2 separate regions of the Homo sapiens genome follow, and region 2 is linked to region 1. A link is a loop called in an ENCODE intact Hi-C map of the cell type or tissue named here. Cell type or tissue: PC-9. All regions are shown on one strand. Links, peaks and the distances in the headings refer to the core of each region. The heading gives the core; the rest is flanking DNA.

Region 1 (12,130 bases), core at 3,516-6,015:
AGGTCTCAGCCTCATTTCACTCAGGCCCTATTCAAGATGGAGTTGCTGTTTCAAATGCCTCTGACAGATAGATAGAGATAACTATAAATAGATAAAGAAATAATGAAAAGAGATATAAGTTTCTCTCTGTGTGTGTGCGCACGTGTGTGTGTAGGACTGACATCCCAGTAACAATAGTCCTGAGTACTGAGTAAACATAGTGCTCAGATCTTAGTTCCCAGAAGCATTTTCCACTACAAGGAATGATGGTTTCCTTGGACAAATAGCTGATTCCAGGGCTGTGGCAGGGAAAGAACAACATAAGCCTGGGATATCTTATTGTAAGGCACTTCTCCAAGAATGATGAGGGTGTGTCAAAAAGATACCAAAACCAGCTTGAAAGGGCCTCTACTGACCAAATCTGGGACAATATGAGAATCAAAATAAATAATTATAATCCATTGAATAAAATAGAAGTTTCTGTGTTCACACAGATACAGATATACAAATGAACAAATGAAAATGAAGAAAATTATTTCTTACCGTAAAAAGCCAACTATTAAATACAGAATAATCTTTTTAGCCTAGGAGGTTGAGGCTGCAGTGAGCTGTGATTGTGCCACCGCACTCCAGTCTGGGTGACAGAACAAGATCCTGTGTCAAATAATAATAAACAGAATGAATGAATAAATAAATAAATAAATGGTGAGAAAATCACTATTTGACGGTCATCAGTGTAAGAATTAATTCAGGCAAGAAACATCAATGGATGATGGTGGATGTGGGTCAGTATGGGTGAGGGCAGGGCCCAGGCGCGCCCACTCCATCTCTTGGCATTTCCAGATCAGTGTGGCGGGAATGCTCAGGCAGATGTCCCTCAGAATTGTACCTGCATCGATATGGCTGGCCTGGGTGCACAACTCTGTCCATCTCTCACACTCTGTCTCCTTCTTTACTGCTTGTGATGTTTCTAATTCATGAGCTTGAACACAATTTTATAAACGGTTTCCAAGCTGTTCCTGGAATTAAGCATGATACTATAATATCTTCTAACACAATAATGATATAACAGCTAACATTGGCTAGGCCCAGTGGATCATACCCATAATCCCAGCACTCTGGGAGGCTGAAGAGGGAGAATTACTTGAGGCCAGCAGCTACAGACCAGCCTGGACAACATAGTGAGATCCCATCTCTACAATAAAATAAAAAATTAGCCAGGCATGGTGGCACATGCCTGTAGTCCCCAGGTACTTGGGAGGCTGAGGTGGGAGGATTGTTTGAGCCCAGGGGTTCAAGACCAGCCTGGGCAACATTAAGGAGACCTCGTCTCTATTAAAAATAACTGAATAAAATCAAGTAAAAAATAACAGCTGTCTGAGATTGGTGGTTCACATATATTGGGAGGCTGAGGCAGAAAGATTGCTCGAGGCTAGGAGTTCAAGACTAGCCTGGCAGCATAGTGAGACTATGTTGCTACAAAATAAAATAAAATAAAAGCAAATATTTGAGTGCTTTCCACGTGCCACATGGTTTTACATGTATTCTCTAATTTAATCCTTACAATATTTCTTCCAGGAAAGATACTCTTATCCACACTCTACCTATGAGAACACTTAGGCCCAAAGACATTAAATAATAACTTAGTAAGAAAAAGGAGCTGGCTTACAAATGCTGATAATATGACTTAAGGACCTGCTAGCGTCACCAGGAGACTGTGCTGTCCCTGGAATATAAATCTGCTCCTAACAGGACTAGCCTGTGTGCATCGGGAGAATGTCTCAGATAAGACCCAAAAGGACAATGTCTAAGTAACTATAATTGGCATTAATCAGCTAATGGAACACATGCCCAGGCAGCTATGGGCACTCGTCTTCTGGTGACATTTATGTCTTCAAATGTAGTTTTCTTTTTCTCCTGCACATACTTAGATTGCCTATGATGATGTAAACTGGGAGGAATGATTGGAAGCAGTGGAGACAGTGGGAGAAGTCAGACCAGGTTCAGATAATAAGGAGTGCATTAGTCTGTACAGGGTTTTAAAATAATAATAAAACTGGCCAGGTGTGGTGGCTCATGCCTGTAATCCCAGCACTTTGGGAGGCCAAGGTGGGCAGATCCCCTGAGGTCAGGAGTTTAAGACCAGCCTGCCCAACATGGTGAAACCCTGTCTCTACAAAAAAAAAAAAAAAAAAAAAAATTATCCGGGCATGATGGGGGGTGCCTGTAATCCCAGCTACTGAGGAGGCCGAGGCGGGAGAATTGCTTGAACCTGGGAGGTGGAGGTTGCAGTGAGCCGCGATCGCGCCATTGTACTTCAGCGTGGGCGACAGAGCGAGACTCTGTCTCAAAATAAATAAATAAAATAATAATAATAATAAAACCAACTAAATGCCATCTGGTTTGTATAATCACATGAGCCGTGGCAATTCCGAACAATGTAAGTGACAAAATGCTCCTCCCAGCCAAGGGCTAACTCTTCTACCCTTGGAATGCTGCTTGTTGAAAGAGAACCATCTTAGTAGATTCTGAGCTTTTTTCAGCTTTGAATTCCCAGAATGTGCTATGTGTCGGATATAATAGATGCTCAAGAAACATTAAGTTGAAAATAACAAAATTGAGCTCAGATATATCCTCAGCCCTTTAAAATCTGGGCTGGAGATCCCCAAAAGTCTTTGTCATCTCTCACAAAGTCTGGTGTCATCTCTCACAAGAAAACTTGCAGCCACACAGGCCCCCTCTGTTAAAACACAGGAAAACTGAGGTAGCTGCCCAAGAAATGTAGGCAAAGTTGGAGCTTTGCTGGAATGCTACAGACTTGATTTTTCACTCTGCACTTGCAGTGGTTACCAGGCATGCCACCAAGTGATTTTATTTACACATTTTATTTCCTTTTTTGGAAAACCATTACAAATCCCCTCAGAATTCAGAATATTAAAGCATCTATTAGTTCTAGTTGGGCTTGGGAAGCTGAGTGCTTAGAAAATACTCCTCCTACTGCACAGGCACCCTCCACACTCTCAAATTACCCAAACCAGCTCATAATTGGGACCAGCTGGCAGGAGGAGAGAGGGAGGCCCCTGCGCTGAGCTTGGAATCATGTTACAAATTTCATCCCTAGAAAGAGGCTAGCCTTCACCCATTAAGGGTTAAGATGTGGGAAGTCAAAGGAATAGTGCTTAGGAGCTGGAATTTAAATTGGCTAAATAGAACCTGAAAATGAAGTGTTCACATTAGCAATGGTAGCTCCTTGCTTTGTCTAGAACGAAGTATGTATGGAATAACTGAGTGGACTGCACAGGGCTACAGCATCAGCCGGATTTTGCTTTATTGTTTGTCTTTCCAAAACTGGCATAACTGACCTGCATCCCACTCAATATCTTTCCTTTCCCCAAAATTATTCCACTTAGTTTGGGAGCACAGACTTCCCTATCTGTGCACCAGGAAAGGGCAGGTTTAAAATGAGTAGTGTCTGTGACACCTGGTGCTCTCTCATTGCCAGTATTTCTCGAGATCCACTTTCTCCTGCATTCATGCTAGATCTTCTAGGCACTGAAGCTTGTGCCCCCGCCCTGCTTTGGTCTGAGCCAGAACAACAGCTCTGCTCTTGGAGAGCAACTCATGAGGCCAGCCCTCCCAGCCTTGGCCGTGGGCTTCCCAGCCTGGATAGGGAATCTGGAGGAAATGAAACAAGCCCTCAGAGCCAGTGAACCATTATTCAGGAGAGCCTGGGCGCAGTGGTAGCTGTTAGTGGCTGGTGACCGTGGTGCTGGTGGCACTGTCCCAGACATGTGGTTTTCAGTGGTGTGACCTTGGCTGTCTTTTCTGGTGCCAACACCCTTGGTTTTTGCCTGTTTACTGAGCCAGATTCTCCAGGCTTCCTGTGGATTCTGTGAACTACTTGATTGCTCTGCAATAAATATTTTCTGCTTAACAGAGTCGATTTCTGGTGTCAGAAACCAAGAACTCTGACTGGTACAGCATCTGTCCCTGCAAGATTCAGGAAACCAAGTCCAGTGCTCAAGAGGGAGAAGAGATTAAAGAAAACAGAAGTAGAATATAGAAAGGAAATAAAAAAGCAGAAAAAGGGTGCAGCATTGTGGAAGCGTGGGGAGAAGGAAGGAGTGTGGGGGAAGAAAGTAGAGGAATTGGCAGGTGAGACAGAGCAGCCTGGAAGGGGTCATTCACCTTGTTAATGCTTGTAATAGGAGCCCTGAAGAAAACTGCCAAAGTGGCCTCCCTGAGGTATTTCTGCATTTCTGTTTCTGGTGGACAACGTGGTTTAAATGATTTTATGTGGCTGTTTCAGGAACAACAGATCCTTGATTTGGGCTTGCTTTTGGAAATAAATGAAGGTGTTAGCTTTTACTTTTTGCATTTATCAAATGTGCTGCGTGCTTGGAAGCGCACAGATATACGGACATGCATATGCATAGTGTGATATGATAAATCTATGCACGAGAAATGTGGGTCTTGGGCTAGTTATGTAGGTGGGGGAATTTTATGTAACAAGCCTATTCAATATCTCAAAGGGAAAATGTTACTTACTGTGCCACATTAGCATATCATTTGTTTTATTGGGAAGGCAGAATGAAAAATATTTGACAATTAATAGAAATCATAGGAAAAATTATGATTAAGTGCCATCTGCTGGCTTCTGTAAGTTTTATTTTTACGCAGCCTCAAGCCTGTCCTCATAATTATTGAATGTCTCTCTTTTGCTGAGGATAAAATTGCTTGTTCCATATTTGGCCTATTAATGAGTGCTGCATTTTATGTGTGTGTGTGTGTGTGTGTGTGTATGTACATGTGTGTGAATGGAACTACTTTGGGAGAGCAAATTCACCTTACAGAAATCCATTTTCTTCTAAATTCTGATTTGAGAGAGTAGACTGGGGTTTATTTTAAAATTCTGTTTTCGTAGCAGATTGCAAAAGCTCTGTGTGCTTAGCATGTGTATGGAAGGGGGAAGGTAGGGGGATGGTGCTTTGAAAGTGACTTCTCTCTTTGGTTTCAATCCTCTCCTCTGAGAGTGTATACGGTTTGCATCTCAAAAGCTCTGTCTAGCTTATGGCAGGTGAGGAATTTCCACGTCTCATTTTGATGACATTGCAACAAGGGAGCCTCTGATCACTCAGAAGTTGGTGGGGGTGGGGAAAAAGAAAAAACAGGTTCCATGTGGACATGTTTGACCCCTTCCTCTGCGTCTAGCTCTGGAGCTCAGACTGGAACTGCTCAGCAGGAAACAGGTCTTGCTGCTAGTAAATTACCATGACTGTGTTTACATGGTGAGTCAACAGGCATAGGTCAGCTCTCCTTCTCTCCAAGCAGTCCCTTGAGCTGATGATTTATCTGGGTAAATCACATTCCAAATCAATTTTATTTTTGGCTGTGATTAATGAAATTGGTTTTCAATAGTTCCCAGATAATGATAATAGTTACCATTTAGTAAGTGCCTGTGACATACTAGAAACTATGATAGACTATTTCAAAATTTTTTCTTAGCACTGATTTATTTATGTGTGAAATCTCTCTTTGAATTTCAACATCTAGTGTTAAGTAAGTGTCCCTTTTATTATTTTAATGTTACATTTGATACATAAAAAGAATATAGGTCACATATATGTGTTATAAAGGGTAATAATAAAATGAGTAAAACGAACTGTGGTAGCTTTGTTTCATCACCAGTTCTGTTGCATTGTGGTAGATTCTTTGCGTGCGTTTGTTCCATTTTTCACACTCTTATGAGATAGATGTTATTCTTCCTATTTTAAAAATTAGTAAATTGAGGCTCAGAAAGATAAAGCAACTTCTCAATCTCACCCAGCCAGTAGGCAGGAGAAGTACTGTGGCCGACCTTATCAGAACTCAGCAATATTTGTTTCCCCTTCCTTCGCTGAGGGCAAGGTAGAATTTTCTACCTTACAGTGATGTGGGCCATGTGGCTAGCTAGCTCTGCCCATGCTTGTGTGAATGTGTCACCCCTAGGCTGAGGCAGCATAACATTCCTGAGAGACTCTGCAGCCTCCCTCCTCCCTGCTGGGACAGACTCCATTAGTGCTCTGCTCACATCCCCTTGGTGCTCACAGTTTGTGTTCACGTCAATGGCTTCTTACTGCAGTCACCTGCCACTCTTTGTTCAAGATAGAAAGGTAGGTGGGAACTGTCAGTGGGTGAGTCTGTCCAGGAGTGGCTGTGAGTAATGACACACAGGATTTGGTGGATAAATACCACCCCATCTTTGCCCATTGAGAGGGACAACTCCGGGACATGTTCTATTCTGATTTGCAGGGGCCCCCAGCAGTTACCTGTTCATTAAAGTGCGCTCCATTGATTTCCTTTCCTTTCCCATCTCACTTCCATACTCCCAGATAAATGGCTTGTGCTCATATCCCAGGTTCAGAGTCGGCCTCTGGAAGAACCAAAGCTGAGATACTTTGGCATGTGTCCCCAGGGTGCAGCAACTATATGATGAGGATCCTCCACATGTGAGCTGTCTCCTCTTCAGTAAAAGAAGCACGGCCCCAGGGGCTGGGAATGCTGTCTGTGGCAGCCTTCAGTTGTCAATCTCTGCAGGGCTGCCTCAGCCGCCGAGAGTCACCCCACCCAAGGTTTGCCCCTGATTAACACAGAGGTATCAGGGTCGAGCCATCTTGGCCCAGTTCAGGACATCTCTAAAGGGTTATTCAAGCTCCAGAGACCCCGTGGGTTACGTGAAGGCTGGTGCTGGGCCTGCACTGCAGCTCAACTCCTCCCTCTGCACAGTCCTGTTTCCTTCTGCTCTTTTTCGCAGGTGTCAATCGTAAGGGTACCCCTTAACAAACATCCTGCATGTTAATCTCCTTTCAGAGTCTGCTTTTCAGGGACCCTGACTGCGTCAATATGGGCCCCTGAAGCCTGATTAGAGCAGGAGCCACATTCCCGTGGTGGACATTCCCACATTCACCCTTTGTTGTGTCAAATCAACGACACCTCAGAGTTAGTCTGTTATAACAGAATATCACAGTGCATTTAAATGTGCCTGACTCCAAAGCCTGCATTCTTTCCAGGCATTGGTCCATTCCCTAAAAATGATCATTCTTCCCGTGGTTTTGGCTAGCAACTTAACATCCACTTGCATCTTGACTGCATTTTGGCTACTTACATGTTATTTCCTTTGCCCTTAATTGCCCAGGAGGTGTCTGAGGCCCACTTTGCAGGTTTAAAACTGAGGTTCAGAAGGCTAACTGCACCCTCTGAGCCTGCAGTGCACCACCTGCAAGGCTGCGGCACTTTAATCCCTTTTGTCTGTAACCGCAATTCTGGAGGAGGTGGGGCATGGCAAGCACTTATTAACGCATGGAACACATTAATTCCACACACATTTTAAAGCACCTCCTGGGTGCCACACACTGAGGATATGATGACGGATAAGGAACAGCCCCTGTTTTCAGCCTTGTCGCAGAGACAGGCAGGTAAACAAATAATTGCAATGCAATAATGTAAGAAAAAGTAAAGAGGCTCAGAGAAGGAGCCCGGGAAACTGATGGGAAGAATTCAGAGCCAGCATTCTGGGGAAAGTGCCATCTGAACCAGATCTTAAAGAATTAAAGGTGCTCCTATTCACAATAGCAAAGACTTGGAACCAACCCAAATGTCCACCAATGATAGACTGGATTAAGAAAATGTGGCACATATATACCATGGAATACTATGCAGCCATAAAAAAGGATGAGTTCATGTCCTTTGTAGGGACATGGATGAAGCTAGAAACCATCATTCTGAGCAAACTATCACAAGGACAGTAAACCAAACACCGCATGTTCTCACTCATAGGTGGGAACTGAACAATGAGAACACTTGGACACAGGGTGGGGAACACCACACACCGGGGCCTGTAGTGGGGTGGGGGGAGGGGGGAGGGATACCATTAGGAGATACACCTAATGTAAATGACGAGTTAATGGGTGCAGCACTCCAACATGGCACATGCATACATATGTAACACACCTGCACATCGTGCACATGTACCCTAGAACTTAAAGTACAGTAATAATGAAAGAATAATAATTAAAGATGCTCATTAGTGCAGTAAGTGGAGGAAAGGAATTCCAAGCAGAGGGAACTAAGGCACAGAGACAAGAAAAGTGAGGCATTTGGTTGACTAGAGCCTAGTGTGAGGCAGGAATCAGAGAGGCGGGTCAGGGCCTCGGAAGCCACTGGGCTCTAGACTTTATTGTGCAGGCCATAGGGACTTATATTATCAGACTGACATTTTAGAAGGAAGGTAAGAACCCTAACACTTATTGAGGAATGAGCATAAGCTGCATATTTTACATAGATTATTTCACTTAGTCCTTATAAAGAGCATCTCTTCATTTACAGATGATTATGCTTATTGGAGAAACAACCTCAGGATGTTGAGTGGGGTATTAACTGGAATGTACAGTTTAGGAAGTGTGTGGTATTTGGCCAGGAAATTACAAGGCTCTGAGCAAAGTGGGGAACAGAGGGAAGGACAGAGGGCTCAGATATCTGAGTGGTTTCTATGAGACTTGGCAATTGATTGGCTGAGGCTGGGAGACTCTATTATCCATGAAGGGATCGCTGGAAGGGCAGGTTCAGGGAGAGCATGCTGCATTTTAGGGTCCTGCTGATGTCTAGGCAGATATTTCTGTTGAGGAATTGAGCACATGTGATTTTGAGACCATCGAGAGACTTAGAGTGGCAATACAGACTTGGAATTGTCTCCCTGTGGGTAGTAAATGAGGACATGGCAATGTAATAGAAAGAGCTTAGACATTGGCGAGAAATGACCCTGGCATCAAATCCCAGCTCTATCATTTACTGGTGGTACAACCTTAGACAAGTTACTCTGTGATCTCACTTTCCTCATTTGAAAAATTGGGAAACATAATGCTGACCTTGGAGAGTTATAATGAGCATTTAGAATGCCTAGTAGAATGTCTAGAACATAACAAGTGGTCAATAAATGGTAACTAATTTTGGGCAAGAAGGTGGCATGACATGGGAAGAGCATGTACAGTGGAAAGGAGGCAGGATGAGGATGAGGGTGGAGCCCTGGAGAATAGCAACATCCCTGAGGAAGGTAAACAAAAAAGAGCCAACAAAAGGATGAGAAAGAGGCTCCAGAGAACCAGAAGATGGAAGTGTCCTGGAAGCAAAGGGAAATGTTTCTTTCAAGAACAAGAGGGTTTTTGCTGGTAGATGAACCGGCATTTCACAGAGAAGGAAATACAAATGGCAAACACATAGATGAAAAGAGGCTTTTGATCCCACTCATCACTAAAGAAGTGCAGATTAAAATAACCATAAGGTACTAATTTTCACCATTCATTTGGTAAAGATAACCAAGATGACGCTAAAGTGGAGTAATATCCACTGTTGACCCAAGTGTGGAGAAACCCTGTGTATGCTTGCATACCCTATGGGAATATACATTCATATCATTTTTAAAGGACATTTTGTCAAAATATGTCCCAATTGTGAATGTATATGTTCTTGATCCAGGCATTGCACTTCTAAGAATTTACCCAGCAACAAACTCACAAGTGTACAAAGATGTATCTTCTAAGATATTAATTATAACATTGTTTAACACAGAAAAAAAAATGGGGAGCAACCTAATGTCCATCTGAAAGGATCTGATGAAATAAAAATGTATTGCATCCTTACAGCTTGAGAGGTTGGGAGATAATTGGGATTGGGTTGGAGAAACAGAGACCTTGGAACAGGAATGATAGGAATGACAGGCTGTGTGTGTCAGAATAGATGGTGTACAGAGGCCAGAGAGGAGCATGACCAATTTGTGGTGTGGGCTGGTAAGAATGTGGAGAGACATGTTGAACACAGTTTTGTTTTGTTTGAGACAGAGATGTTGATGCTGTACACTGTGATCATTCTCTCTAACCCCATCAATCTTTAATAATACTTTAAAAATCAGGATATACTTAATGTGATTGGATTTCTTGTAAATACTGGTCAAGGACTGAGATTTGTGTGTCAAGCATGGCCTGAGGCCAAAAGAAAGTCAGTCAAGCAGATGAGACGGACGGCCAACATCTGGGTCACATATGCTTGTGTATGTGTAAAAATTTTATTGAAGCATATGCAAAGATCTGTTGCCAGAGTTACCTCTAGGGGGCAAGACTGGGGGTGCTTTATGGAGGTGGACTTTTCAGTTTATCCCCTTCCAAATCACTAGCATTTTTACTTTAAAAACAATCTTTTTTAAAAAAGTATAGCACTCAGACAATATAACTGGAGAATGACGGTGACTCCTAACCAATTGAGTGTAGTGTCTCAACTTTGCCCCAGATTTGATTCTTGCATGACTGTGAAGACTAGAATGAGTCTTTTTTTTTTGGAGATAGAGTTTCACTCTTTTTTGAGATGGAGTTGCCCAGGCTGGAGTGCAATGGCACAATCTTGGCTCACCGCAATCTCTGCCTCCCAGGTTCAAGTGATTCTCCTGCCTCAGCCTCCCGAGTAGCTGGGATTACAGGCAAGTGCCACCACGCCTGGCTAATTTTGTACTTTTAGTAGAGACGGGGTTTCTCCATGTTGGTCAGGCTGGGCTCAAACTCCTGACCTTAGGTGATCTGCCCACCTTGGCCTCCCAAAGTGCTGGCATTACAGGGCATGAGCCACTGCGCCCAGCCTAGAATGATTCTTGAAGAGAGATACAGGTGAAATGATTGTGCTTGCAAAAGGTTTGAAAATGACACATTTCTGAAATTACGTAATTCACACATTACAGAAAAAGTACTATTTGTTGCAATTTATGCATATTCACATTGTAAATAGTAGGTGCTCAACAGATGTGTATTGGCTTCAATAATATTTAAAATATTTAAACCTTTGCCCAAAGTTCAGATATACATGTATACTCTCATTCGACTAAATTTTAAGAGAACCATACTCTGGTAATTGTTAATTGCCACTGTGCAGGGCAACCCCTTACTCTGTGTTTGACATAAGCACTGCACCATACTTTTCTAATCCACATCCTGTGCTATCCAGAACCAAAACAAGAAATGAGAGTCTGATGAATCACCCACACAACACTTAGCAGTCACATACATGCTATTTTCAAGACACGTGAGACCCACGTTTACAGTAATTTAGAAATTTTACCATTTAATTTTGCTCTCGAGGAGCGAGGTGCTTTTTTTTTTTTTCTACAAGCTCCAGAAGTTCCTGTAGAAATCCTAGGACTGAAATTTTCCATTTTGAGAGCAGAGTAATTGTTTGTAATGCTAGGCTCCCCCAGGCAGGCTGGAAGCAGAACTGGAAATGAGCATGGCTTGTCTGGCGGGGAGAAGTCCTGCACACATGTTCCAAATGATGCAAACTTTCCTGGCCGCACCAGCGAATCTCTGTGAGCTGGGGTTCCAGCACCGTGTCCACCACATCGGGAAAGCGCTGCTTCCTCTGGCTCTTCCGGGCTCACCCCCAACCCTCATTTCTCTCTCCCTAGTGCCAATTTAATCGGTTTATAAGCCTGGTCAGTTGTTGTCAATCTATTCTGCCCAGGCTACCCATGGCCATGGAGGTTTGGAGGAGATACCAGATTTTATTTTATAACTTTATTTCCCAACATTTTATTATCACAATTTTGGAATATTCAGAAAAATTGAAAAAAATTGCAGTTAACACCCATATACTCAGCATCAAGATTCTAACGTTTTCTCACATGTGCAAGCACTAGTATTTGGGCCTCCTCTTTCCAGTACTGCTGGGGCTCAGCAGCCACACCTTTGTCCTGAGCTATCCACAGAACTCTCCCTCCTTTCTTAGCCACACTGATCTCCAGGCTCCCAGTGCCTACGGCTATTATAGACTTCAGTGCTCAACATTTAGCACCTGCATTTAGATCAGTGCCAGGCCCTTAGCAAGGCACAACCTCCTTTTACATATATGATCTTATTTAATTTTTAGCCCACAAGATAGATATCATTATTATTCCTAACTTATGGTGAAGAAAACGGAGACACAGACAGGTAAAGAGTCTTCCGAAGTTACTTATGGCTGAAATTATTACTATGAAAGTAGTAATCACAAATGAGATATTTTAATTTATATATTTAAAACAAAATATATAGGTATATTTAGGTGCTCCTGTTAGTATTTCAATGTGTACTGGCAGAAT
Region 2 (12,130 bases), core at 4,670-7,169, 65 kb before region 1:
TGCCTGCTGATGCAGTGACTGTGATCACTCCTATCTCAATGAGCTTCTGGAATGTTAGGGCCAGAATTGATCTTTGGATCGTCATCCAGGGGCTTAACAAAAAGTACATAATCTCATTAATTTCAGAAACAGCCCTTCATCAGTGAATTTTCAAAAATAGCCCTTCACCAGGCTCAATACAGAAAGCGCAGAGCATGTGGCTGGGGCAACTGTGACACACAGCGTCAATCAAGGGACCAGTTCTCAGCACCTTGGGAAGTGACACAATCTCAGGATTCTAAACCCCAAAACTCACCTCATCAATTTTACTTACACTCTTCTTTGGGGCTAGTAAAAACCAACTATCTGGGTGCTCTGGATCCTTACAAAAGTCCCCAATCCAGACATGGCACTAATGCCTTTAAAACTACATGCAGGTTGGGTGTGGTGGCTCACGCCTGTAATCCCAGCCCTTTGGGAGGCTGAGGCAGGTAGATCACGAGGTCAGGAGTTCAAGACCAGCCTGGCCAAGATGCTGAAACCCCATCTCTACTAGAAATACAAAAATTAGCCGGGTGTGGTGGCAGGCGCCTGTAATCCCAGCTACTCGGCAGGCTGAGGCAGAGAACTGCTTGAACCTGGGAGGCGGAGGTTGCAATGAGCCGAGACTGTGCCACTGCACTCCAGTCTAGGCAAAAGAGTGAGACTCCGTCTCAAAAAAAAAAAAAAAAAAAAAATACATGCACAGGTAGAGACGAGACATAGGTAGTGATATAAACAGGTACAGGGGATCATACTTACCTTTTCTGCAAAAACACCTCTGCCTAAAGTACTCCCAGAATGCTCTCCCTTTTCTTTAATGTTCAGTTTGTTTCCCCTTTCGTTTAACAATCCTTGGATGACACTTCGTCCATGCCACCTCTCTTCCTGTGTGTGTGTCATCCTCCACATTTAGACTGGTTGCTGGAGGAGTCAAAGGACTGTGTCGATCTATGTTTTTAGGTGCCCCCAGATCCAGAATAATGCTCGACATGGGGCAGATAATAAATAGTGGTTATTAACTACCCAGTGAGACCAGGCCCACGCTACAGGCGGCAGTACTACTGCCCCTTTGCTCAGATGTGGCTCAGTGTGGGCTGCTCCCTAGAACAGTGATGACAAGCAGATGATCCATGGTTTGAATGAACCCAGCCACGAGGCACTCGACGCATACACTGGGACTGAAGAAGTCTGCTTCTCTAGACTATGACCAACCAGGACGAAGCCCAAGAAGGGAGCCTATGCCATTCTGGGGTGGAAACGGTTGTATCAATCCTGCAAAGGGAAGGGGTGGAGGCAGTGGAGAAACAATAATGAGAACTCATGAGTCATCTGTCTTCCACCCAAGCTGCCAAGGAAAAAAACGAGAAAATCCACAGGAAGAAGAATGGAGACTTTTCTCACCCCTTCTTTAACATGTATAGATTTCATTTTTTCCTACTCTACCACAAAAACCTGTCTTAGAAATGAAGTCACACGCAATTCTTTCCAAACAAAAGAAGATAAATAAGCACACATAAGAAAGATAGTAAAAAGGACACATAGATATCTTCTGCCCCTGTTATAACTTAACGTCCACAATTTTAAATATATATAATATACACACCTTATAGGCATTTTTCTAAGCACATACATTAATTCAATTATTCAAAGATTCAAGTTCCTACATGCTGGGGTAAGCAAAAACAGACATGATCCTGCTTTCGAGCTGCTTACGGTTGGGTGAGACACACAAATGCTCATCCTAATAAACAGATCATCACAAACCGATGGCTGTGCTCTCAAGGAAGGTGGCTGAGTGACAGCCCATCACCAAGAGCTGACGCAGGCTGGCCCATGCTGTAGGCGGCAGCGCTCCTGGGTCCAACATGTCCTCATTTCACTGAGGAAATGAGGCTTTACTTGAAATCCAAAGAATCAAATAACTGGAAATAATTCCAAGACAAATATATAAACCAAAGAAGGTGTTGTGTGCATCTATCTTCCAGTCGTTTCTAAGGACTGGTGGGAGGGGTACTTGGGAAAACCTCAAGAGGGGTCACCAACACTTGATTATGTGCTCAGTTTTCACACTTCTTTGTCTTGAGGCCCAAATGCCTTAAATGAACATACTGGACAGAAAGCAGAGCTTGCCTCATCACTGCTGTTTTCTAATGACCCAAAGTCACATCCTGCTGCATGATAACTACCTTTCAGCCTGTGGTGTGAGCTAACTCGGTGCTGGAATGTGGGGTCCCTGAGGGTACCACTGGGCAGCATATGCCACCTTGCTACCTCTGTGGCCCTCCCTAGATGGGCTAACAAAGGTACCTTCCCCAATTATTTATGAGCCACGTATGACACTAGGCTTCCTGGGATTCATACTACTGTTTCCGCTGAAACTTGTTTGTGGGATAAATGGTAATGAAAATAGGACTCCGATGAATAGATCACATGATTGCATAAACCTTGTTTCCATAGAAAACCAACTAAAATTCCCATCATTGCTCTAAAACTTATGTGTCTCTTATCAGGTCATAGTCCTTTGAAGAAATGCTCTGATAAACTATCTGGGGGGAACATCAGTAATTGTTTTGTGAGTTGTTTTTCTTATAAGAAACAACCAAAAATAGGATTATGGCCTGACTTATCACCTTAATTTAGCAGGCTGGCTTCCTGTAAGCTCCAGCGGACCTCTCCAGCCTCACACATGCCGGCTCTTAGCTGCTCTGTGGGCGCTGGTGATGCTGCCAACATCTTTCAGGGTGACTTTGCTCACATTCTTCTCCACCAACCTCCCTTCCCCAGAGTTTAATATCCACGTCCCCTAAGGTCTCTATTACTTTTCCAGCTGAAGTTAGCTAATCCCCAAATGGGACACCAACCTGTACACATTTATCTACTCCCACCTCTGAGAAACCGTACTGCCCACTTTCATACCTGAAATGCATTTCCTCCTGCTCCTGGCTCCCGACTCTCCAGCCCCACCTGCTCCATGGAACTTTTCAATAATAACAGCCCCTGGCCTCAGTTTCATCTCTATAATTGTGACAGTCCCATATGTACAGTGATCTAATAACTCATTCACCCAAGCCTTTAAAAAACACCTATGATCCATTCTGCCATTCACTTATAACTGGTTCCATTCCATTTTGGACTTTGTAATCTTGCACAATGTCAGAAACAGAGTCAATATTCCCTTAATGCTGCGGAAGTACTAAAAAAAAAAAAAGATTACAAAGCAAAGTAGCAATGTCCTGTATTGAAAAGTAAAGTTGGACACAAATAATTTATTCCTTCAAGGGTCATAACTGTTTTTACTTTGACTAATGTGACTCAGTACCCTGTGCTGTGTCATGCCGTGAGTTACACACTATGGTCTTAACTTGGAACTTACTGTAAGGATTTCTCAATCAAAGATGATGGACTGTAATGTCTTCTAATAAATAAGAAAACGTTTCAATGCGCCAGCTTTCAGAAAATGGGAAAACGAATAGTTGTACCAAAAATGTGTGTGTTTTTTAACTCCTCGCTGCAACATAAGCAAAGTAGTGTACACTGGACAGACACCAAATCAGCTAATATTCGCTTCTCAGTACATCCTAAAGGGATAAGCCTCAAAAATATCTGCATCCAAAACCACTGAGATGAAATCACTAGGCTTAGCAGCAGCATCAACAGTAGCACCTCAAAGTAGCCAGGGAGGGCCAGACAGCAGCCAAGATGCAGTAAGGACTGAGCTCATACACATAAGTTTCTTCTATAACACATAGACTTTCTAGAATGTATCCTTTTAGTAGGTGGTATTTATCCAGCATCATTTTGAACCTTCCTTGTTCAGACCAAAGCAATGAAAAGGAAGAAATTCCCCAAATACTAGGGGCACATTTTTTAGCCAGCTGAGTCTATTGGTTGGAGATGTCAGAATTTCAACTCTTCGGCTAGACATGGTAGCTCACACCTGTAATCCCAGCACTTTGGGAGGCTGAGGCAGGTGGATCACTTGAGGCCAGGAGTTCGAGACCAGCCTAGCCAACATGGTGAAGCCCCGTCTCTACTAGAAATACAAAAATTAGCCCGGTGTAGTGGCACATCCCTGTAATTTCAGCTACTTGGGTGGCCGAGGCATGAGAATTGCTTGAACCCGGGAGGCAGTGGTTGCAATGAGCCAAGATTGCCCCACTGCACTCCAGCCTGGGCAACAGAGCAAGACCCTGCTTCAAAAAAACAAAAGTATTTCAACTCTTCTACCCTTCAGGAAGGGTGTAAAAGCCAAAGTAGTAGCAATATTTATACACATCTCAAGATGTCTGTGTCTCTTCTCACTGTGGTCTGGGGCATACTGGGAAAAGGGCAACCTGTGGAACATCTTCCAGGCTCTTTCCTAGGCTGAAGGGAGAAGACACAAGTCACATTTGTGAGGGCTGAGGCTTGATTAGTCAGCCCCAGCTTACTCATGGCTGATATCCTCAATCAAAACTTGCACACATAAAAGAAAATTGGTAATGATACGAAACAGTCTGTCATCTAGAAATGGCTTATTAGTTTTACTGTTTCTGTGACTTCCCCCAGGGGTCTGCCTGAAAGCCCAGTTAGCCTGGTGGTGGGGACACTTCTGTACCCTAGAGAACCACAGGGAAAGATCCTTAGTGTGCAGGAAATGGGCTGCAATCAGGCAGCAGTCGCCTACACAAGGACCGAACAATTTCCAGAGCCCTCAGAGGCACCAACCCACTGTTGTGAAGAGGCACCAGCCAGGTGAGAGACAACAGGCACAGGCTGCAGGATTATAAGGAGTGCTCAGAAGATGGGCAGGAAGCCAGGGCTGGGCCAAGAGGCCACATGGCCAACAGCAGGGGTCAGCATGAACTCAAAGAATTCTGGAGATGGAAGGGGAGACCTTTGGGATCAGCTAGCCCAACCCTTATTTTACAGGGGCTGAGAGCTGTTCAGCAACTTGTCCAAGGTCACAAAACTAGTGAGTAGAAGGACAAGGGCCAAAATCCAAGCCTCCTGTCTTGAAAGACAAGGAAACAAATGTTATCACAATTTAGCTAATTATATCAATTCCTTTCAGTGTTTTCAAAGATATATTTTGACTAACATGGAAAGACAGACTAGTGTACTGTGGTTATGAACCCACACTCTGGAGCCAGACTACCTGGGTTTGAATCCCAAGTCTGCCACTTACACTGTGACCCTGAGCAAGTGACTTCACCTCTGTGACTCAGTTTGCTCATCTATTAAACAGGGGTAACAACAGTGCCTACTCTCATGGGGCTATGAAGCCTCCTAAATAAGTTCATCTATGGAAAGTGCATTAGCTGGTTCCGGCTGCTGGGGAGGCTGAGGTGGGAGGATCACTTCAGCCAGGGAGGTTGAGGCTGCAGTGGGCTATGACTGCAACATTACACTCCAGCCTGGGTGACAGAGACCCCCTCTCTTTAAAAAAAAGAAAAGAAAAGAAAAGCGTAGTGCCTGGCACAAAATAAATGCTACAAAAAAGGTAGACAGGAATTTATTGGGAAGGAAAGAACCCTCATATTGGTTTCTCTTGCATCGCACCTGGTCCCCAACCCCCAATTCATCTTAGTCATAGGTTACTGCCTTTTCCCCACAACGCCTAGGGCTAATGCTTCTAAGTCACACCCCTCTCTCCTAATCCATTCAGGCCCAACCCAGTCAGATATTAGCTCAACCAGCCAAAATGGTGGAAGAGGCAGAAACTCTGAATAAATGCTTATGTCACTACTAGCCATCCAGCCTATCTCCCCTTAGATCTCTGCTGCCAAAACCCTGAACTCAGAAGTTACCTCTCTTGATCCTCACCTCCTACTTTCCTAGACTACCCATTCCCTTGCACCTCAGAATCTGCTTTTATGCCATCATCATGCCCTCCAGGCCCTCAAACCTTCTGCAGGTGCATCAAGCCTGGAAGCCCCACTCACCTGCCTATCCCACGTGTACTCCTTGGCTAATCTTTCCTGTGATGTTCTCATCAGTTCCCTCGGTTCCTTTATCACTCATCCTTCCACTCTCATTCCATGGAGAGACCACATGATGCTGTCCCTCCTAGGCTGCCAAACTTGGTGGGATAAAGCCACGAAACTAGGCCCACTGCCTTTACTACAGACCTATGCTATCCTCCATCCTTCACTGCTAACTGAATGACTGTCACATTCCCGTGGGGTCCAGCCCCAGCCCACTCTCCTCCAGCTCAGACTCTGACCATGGCTTTGCCTCAGTCCCACTGAGAAAGCCCAGACTACCAAGTAATTTGTATGCCAAACCTCCTCCAGACATGCTTCTTAAACTTTAGCATGCATTTGAATCCCCTGCGGATCTTGTTCAAATACAAACTTTGATTCACAAGTTTGGACCTGAGATTCCCCCAGGTGCTGCCAATGCTGGTGGTCCACAGAACACAGTTGGGGTAGCAGAGTTCTAGGAACTTACATACACTAATGTTTGCATTCTTCTAAATATATTGTTTTTAATCTTCATGGAAAAACCTCCAAGAGAGGTATTATTCCCATTTCACAGAGACAGAAAGTGAGATTCAAAGAGGTTAGAAAACCTGTCCAAGGTTCACACTGAGGGAAGACAGGATTCAAATGAAAGGCTGATTCTGAAGCCTGAATCCTATTTTTTCCTCTTTTAATTGGGAGATGAAGTAAGGCTGGAAGGGTATAAAGAACAGAAGTAGATTTTAAAAACACACATGTAATGGTTTATTTGTAATACAAACTATTAAAATCTTCTTAGCTAATGTGAATAAGAGAAAGATGGATTATAAAATGCAAGAGTCCCTGTGCTAGAGATTCTGCCTAACAGCCAAAGACCTAAAAGCTATCAGAGAGTAAGTTAATTCCACCAATCAACACAGAAGAAGACATCCAGAGGGACACAGAGGAAACTTTATATGTGTGCAGATAAAGAAAGGGAACATACAGGCCGGGCGCAGTGGCTAACGATATTTTGGGAGGCTGAGGCAGGAGGATCACTTGAGGCCAGGAGTTTGAGACCAGTCCGAGAAACATAGCAAGACCCTGCCTCTAGGAAAAAGATAAAAAATTAACCAGGCCTGGTTGTGCAGTCCTGGCTACTCAGGAGGCTGAGGTGGGAGGACTGCTTGAGCCCAGGAGTTTCATGCTGCAATGAGCCGTGATTGCACCACTGTAATCCAGCCAGGGTGATAGCGTGAGACCCTGTCCTAAAAAGAGAGAGACAGGGAACAAGGGAACATATAGAAAACCTCTAACTAGCATGTCTGGGGAAGCTTTGGGGCTACTCTTAGGGCTGAAAAGTCTGAGATCACTGCAGAGACTGCATGCCATATCAAACTGCTCTCTCCATGCTCTCCTCTCCCTCTCCCTTCCCTCCTCTCTGGCTCTTCAAGGCTAGGGCTTCTATTTGCACCCCAACCCCCCTGTGCCACCTTCTCTGGAGTCCACACCCAGTAGTCATGCCTGCTCACTGCTCTTCAGCCTGTCCTTTGCCACCAGAGTCTCCCAGCTGGCCTGTGGGCCTGCTTAGAGACGCCTGGATCCTGTTTAAGTTGATCTGGTTCTGCCGTGCCCTGAGCCACTACCCTCACAGTGGTCTTCTGCTCCACACCACTTGAAAAGGTGGGCGATCGTTTCTGACTCAGAGTTCCTTCCCCACCCCACCCACTTCTCAAGTTCTGTGATTTCCCTTCCTCCTTCACTGGGCAGACTTCACAGTGCCCATATCCAAGGGCTTCTCTGTCTTTATCCTTCCAGTTCTGTAGCAGCATGTGACCAATCCCTCTTTAACAAGTCCACTCACACCCATCTCTGCTTGGCTTCCGACAGCGTGCTCTCCCAGTACTTCTTCCGTTCCCTGACTACTCCTAGAACTCTCCCTTTCATTTCCTGTCTCCTCACTGCAGGCATTTCCAAGAACCTGCCCTTGACCCTCATCTCAATCGTCCACTTTCTGACATCTAGTGCATTTTGTCCAACTCTTTGAGGGCAGATCTGAGTCTGCTCTGCTCATACAGCAATCCTCAGAACAATGCCCGGCGTGTAATAGTAGGCGCTTGCTCAATATTTGCTGAATAAATGAGCTGCTAGCCGTGTTACTGAGCTTCTCACCTTGCATCTTCAAACAGCTCATTCCAAAGCTAGGGCTAAAGGGCTGTAGTTCACCAAGTGAAGGAGAGAACTGCCATCCTTCGTCAAATCATAGCACACACAGGAAATGACAGTATCTGTACAGCTCTCTGGGTACGCAGGCCTTTGGATTTAGAGGCAGCTCCTGCCCTGTGGGTATCAGTATCATGACAACCCACCTGAAATCCATGTGAGTCCCTTACTGAGGCCCATAAGCTGGGGAGTTCTGTCTAGTCCAGCTCTAAAGAAGAGCAAGGAAGAGCCATTATCAGAATATTCTTGGCTTGGAGTCACTTTTAAGCTCCAAGAAGTAACTCATCTGTCTGCCCACTATCTCTATTTCATTAGGATTCCAAGGTAGCACCCACTCTGAAATGTGCCCGGAACCCTTAGGCACAATTCCACTCTTCGCTATTCTAAGCCAAATTCATCCTAGACAGAGCAACAGTAGCCACGGGTTCTTCTCCACTCCTATGAAATATCCCAAGTGAGGTAAATATTTTCACATTCCAGCTGCTTGTAAAGGTGTGAAACAGGATGCAATTAAGGTCCCAGAACATTTTACTTAAACTTGAATCATGCTGCTTAGTGACACAATACAGAGTATTGTGGAGAAATCAGCCTTCAAAGAACACAAGCGAATGCACAGAGCCATGATCTCCAGCCTACTGGAAACGCATATTGCTGGGACACGACAGTGTTAACTTCTGGGTCTAATTCTGTTGCTTCCCAAAGACTACAGTTGGTGTGGGGAGAAATAGTCCAAGATCGAAAAAACCACTGACTGTGCCAACTGCAGCACTTCACCTTTTCCAGAAGATAAATTATGAAGAATTTTTGCCAGTTCAAGTTATTTTCCCAAAGCAGAGTCAAATGACCCTTGCAACCCTGCCTTTAAGAAACCAATGCAATTAAACAAAACAGCTATGAACTGCCTGGACAGCATCCTTCCAACTTCATTTGATAAAGTGAGACGCAGACACACATCGACAGACAAGCACACACCTTATTTAACTGCCAGACGCAGTGCCAATATGAAAATGTACATTCAATCTACGGGGGGAAAATCAGCTCAGCAGCTCATCGCTAAAACAAAACAGCCACATAAATGCCGACTAGCCTGCTGCCTTGTAAGGAATGATCACTGACAACTAGAGTTCCTATTCAGCAGGCTAATAAGAATAATTATAGCCAGGGCAGGCATTAATCAGCTTGGCAGATACAGGAATTCTGTTAACAAGGCTAAAATAAGTGCCAAGGAATCTCTGAAGGCCACAGCACTTCAAAGACTGTTAAAGCTGGATGGATTCACTAGGGTTCCTCCCACTGGCCTTCCTCCTCCTTCAGTGCTTTCCAGAGGCAGTTGCATTTCGGCCCGTCCTCAGAGCCGGCATGGCCACCTGCTAGGGTTGCAGAGATGCCACACCTCTGAGGTGCATGCTGGCACTGCCCTTCCCTTCAGGAAGTGTACCTGGGCTGCACTAACCCTGGATCCTCCTATTTTTAAATGCACTTTCACTTTCAAACCACTATCATCTTTCTTCACCTAAGCTAATCTCAAGCAATACGCAGCATAAGGTTTAGCGAACATTAGTAAACTTTTCCTTAGCAGAGACAGAATGGAGTCCTGAGATCAGATCCTAGGTCTGCTAGGAAGAATCTGTATGTCTCTAGACAAGTTAACTAACTTTTCTGGGCATCAGTTTCCTTATCTGTAATAAAGACAAAATAGTGACTTTCTCAAAGTATTGTTGTGAGGAATAAATACCAGAATGTACGTCAGAGCCTGACGCTTGATATGCAATCGAGAAATAGTAGCTATTATTAGTCTGTGCCTATTAGGTGCAGAGCCTTGTACAGAAGCTATGAGGAAAAAAAAACAAAATACTCAGTATGCAGAGACACACACACGTTAGGCAGGAGTGGCTGTGCCTGGGCAGGAGGGTGGACACATTTTTTTCCTTTTTTTTTTTTGAGACAGGGTCTCGCTTTGTTACCCAAGCTGGAGTGCAGTGGTGCGATCACGGTCCCCTACAGCCTTGACCTCCCAGACTCAAGTGATCCTCCCCACTCAGCCTCCCAAGTAGCTGGAACCACAGGCACATGCCACCATACCCGGCTAACTTTTCTTATTTTTTAGTAGAGATGGGGGTCTCACTATGTTGCACAGGCCGGTCTCGATCTCCTGATCTCAAGCAATCCTCCCACCTTGGCCTCCCAAAGTGCTGGGATTGCAGGCATGAGCTGACCTGTTTAGCCCAGATTTTTCTTTTGACCTTATATCCTTTGTAAGTAACACAGAGACTGTTAGCTGTTCCCTCAAAATCTGTCTTTCCCTTCTTCCATAGTAGCTGGCACATGGCTTCCCAGCTTTCCTTACAGCTAGTGTGGCATGGGCCCAAAGTCTCTCCAATAGAACGTGTGCAGAAATGATGTGTGCCACTTTCAAGTCTGACCCACAAAGACTCCAAATATTCTACTCTACGCTCTTTCCTCCTTTGTAGGGGCTGGAATGGTGATGACGACTACCAAAGTGATCTTAGAAACTGTGAGTTGAAGACAGCAGAACTGCCACCAGCTGGGGAGCCAGAATGACTGTGTAAAGCAGGGTTCCCACCCAACCCTTTCCTCTGAAGCATCTCCCTCGCATTGTTATATAAGACACATCTATTGTCTGAACCACTATGCTTTGAGTTTGTTAGAGCAGTTTAGCCTACCTGATTAATACAAAGTCCTTTTATATCATTTGAATTTTAAAATACAGATGTAATGCTTTTGACACTTAAAAAAGTATCTCAATAGATTTGCAAAAATAAAGACATAAAGAGAATGTGTTAATCCCACCCTACAATCTCCATGCCTTCTACTCTCCAATTTATGTTGCACTAGTTGAGGGTTTATCCTCCTCAACACATTACCCTGTCCTGTTAATCTCGCCCTACAAACTTTTAATGGCTACCCATTCCCACAGATAAAATGACATATGTAAGTATTCAGTCAGCCAATATGTATCAAACAACCAGTATGAGTTATATATCCTATTCGTAATAGGGACATTGTAGTGAACAAAATCAACGTGGCCCCTGCCCCCAGGGGAAACAATCAGAGTAGGGAACAATTACATACAATGAAGGAAATATATGCTCTGATGACAGGGCACAGACTGGCTGGCAGCACCCAGAGCACCAACAAATCTACCCCTCCCAGTCCAGACTCCTTAGCACAGCATGCAAAACCTACAGGATCTATCCCAAACCCACCTTTCCTCCCCCATTATTTCCTCCTCCCCCAAATAATTGCACCCCCATTATTTCCTCCTCCTCCCAGCTCCAGCTACAGGGAACTTACGTGCCATTTCTCAATGAGCCATGTACTTTCACTCATCCACACTTTAGGCTTTTCCCCAGAGCCCAGAATGCTCTTCTATCCTTTCTTTCAAAATTCTAATTATCCTCAAGGCTCAACTCAAATGTCACTTCTTCAGCAAAACCAGCCCCAACCCCCAAGTCAAAATTAATCATCCCCTTCCTTGTTTCCCACACTTGGTTTCCATGTCAGGTATTTCATTCAGTCCTGTGGTTAGCTATTTTATTCTCTGTCTACTCACACCCACCAGCCGCTCAGGGAGATGCTGTGTCTTTGTCATTTGTCTGGGACTCCCAGTATTGAACACACAGTTGCACACAGAGTGGCCACTCAAGAAATGCCACATTGAGTGGATGGGCAAGACAGGTCAGACATAGGCAATGGATGTGAAACCTGCTCTATGTGGCTGGGTGGGTTCTGGTGTGATCATGGTAGGTAGGCTTAGGAAGGCTTCATGGAGAAAGTGAGTTTCAAGGGAAAAAGGAAATATTAATACGCAGGCAAGAGGTGAGAAGTAGAAGGGGCCAGAAGGTTTAATATAGTCTACATAAAGGAGAGCAAACAGGTTAGTTGGAACGAAGTGTCTGAGCCAGAGAAGACCAGAGGGGAGGGACACACAAGGGGCAACATCT

Evidence for each region. Peaks named below come from ENCODE experiments on the same cell type or tissue, not always from the same donor. Only the 100,000 strongest peaks of a DNase experiment are listed, where the experiment ranks them.
Region 2: a loop joins it to region 1, with 3 times the contacts of the local background. A loop is called at or near these places in 12 of 110 quality-filtered maps.

Annotation. Positions count from the first base shown.
Region 1 is chr1:116,846,963-116,859,092 of GRCh38, reverse strand. No RefSeq gene overlaps it. Among named protein-coding and RNA genes, the nearest start is that of PTGFRN, 57 kb to the left of the region's middle. In PC-9, for the core only: CTCF peaks have their summits at 4,421 and 4,625 (motif pointing left); a DNase peak (open chromatin) is centred at 5,202; H3K4me3 peaks cover 580 bases; H3K27ac peaks cover 1,537 bases.
Region 2 is chr1:116,912,730-116,924,859 of GRCh38, reverse strand. The region is part of intron 1 of PTGFRN (prostaglandin F2 receptor inhibitor); the gene reads right to left. Among named protein-coding and RNA genes, the nearest start is that of PTGFRN, 8.9 kb to the right of the region's middle. In PC-9, for the core only: no CTCF peak of the experiment used is centred there; a DNase peak (open chromatin) is centred at 5,639; H3K27ac peaks cover 1,740 bases.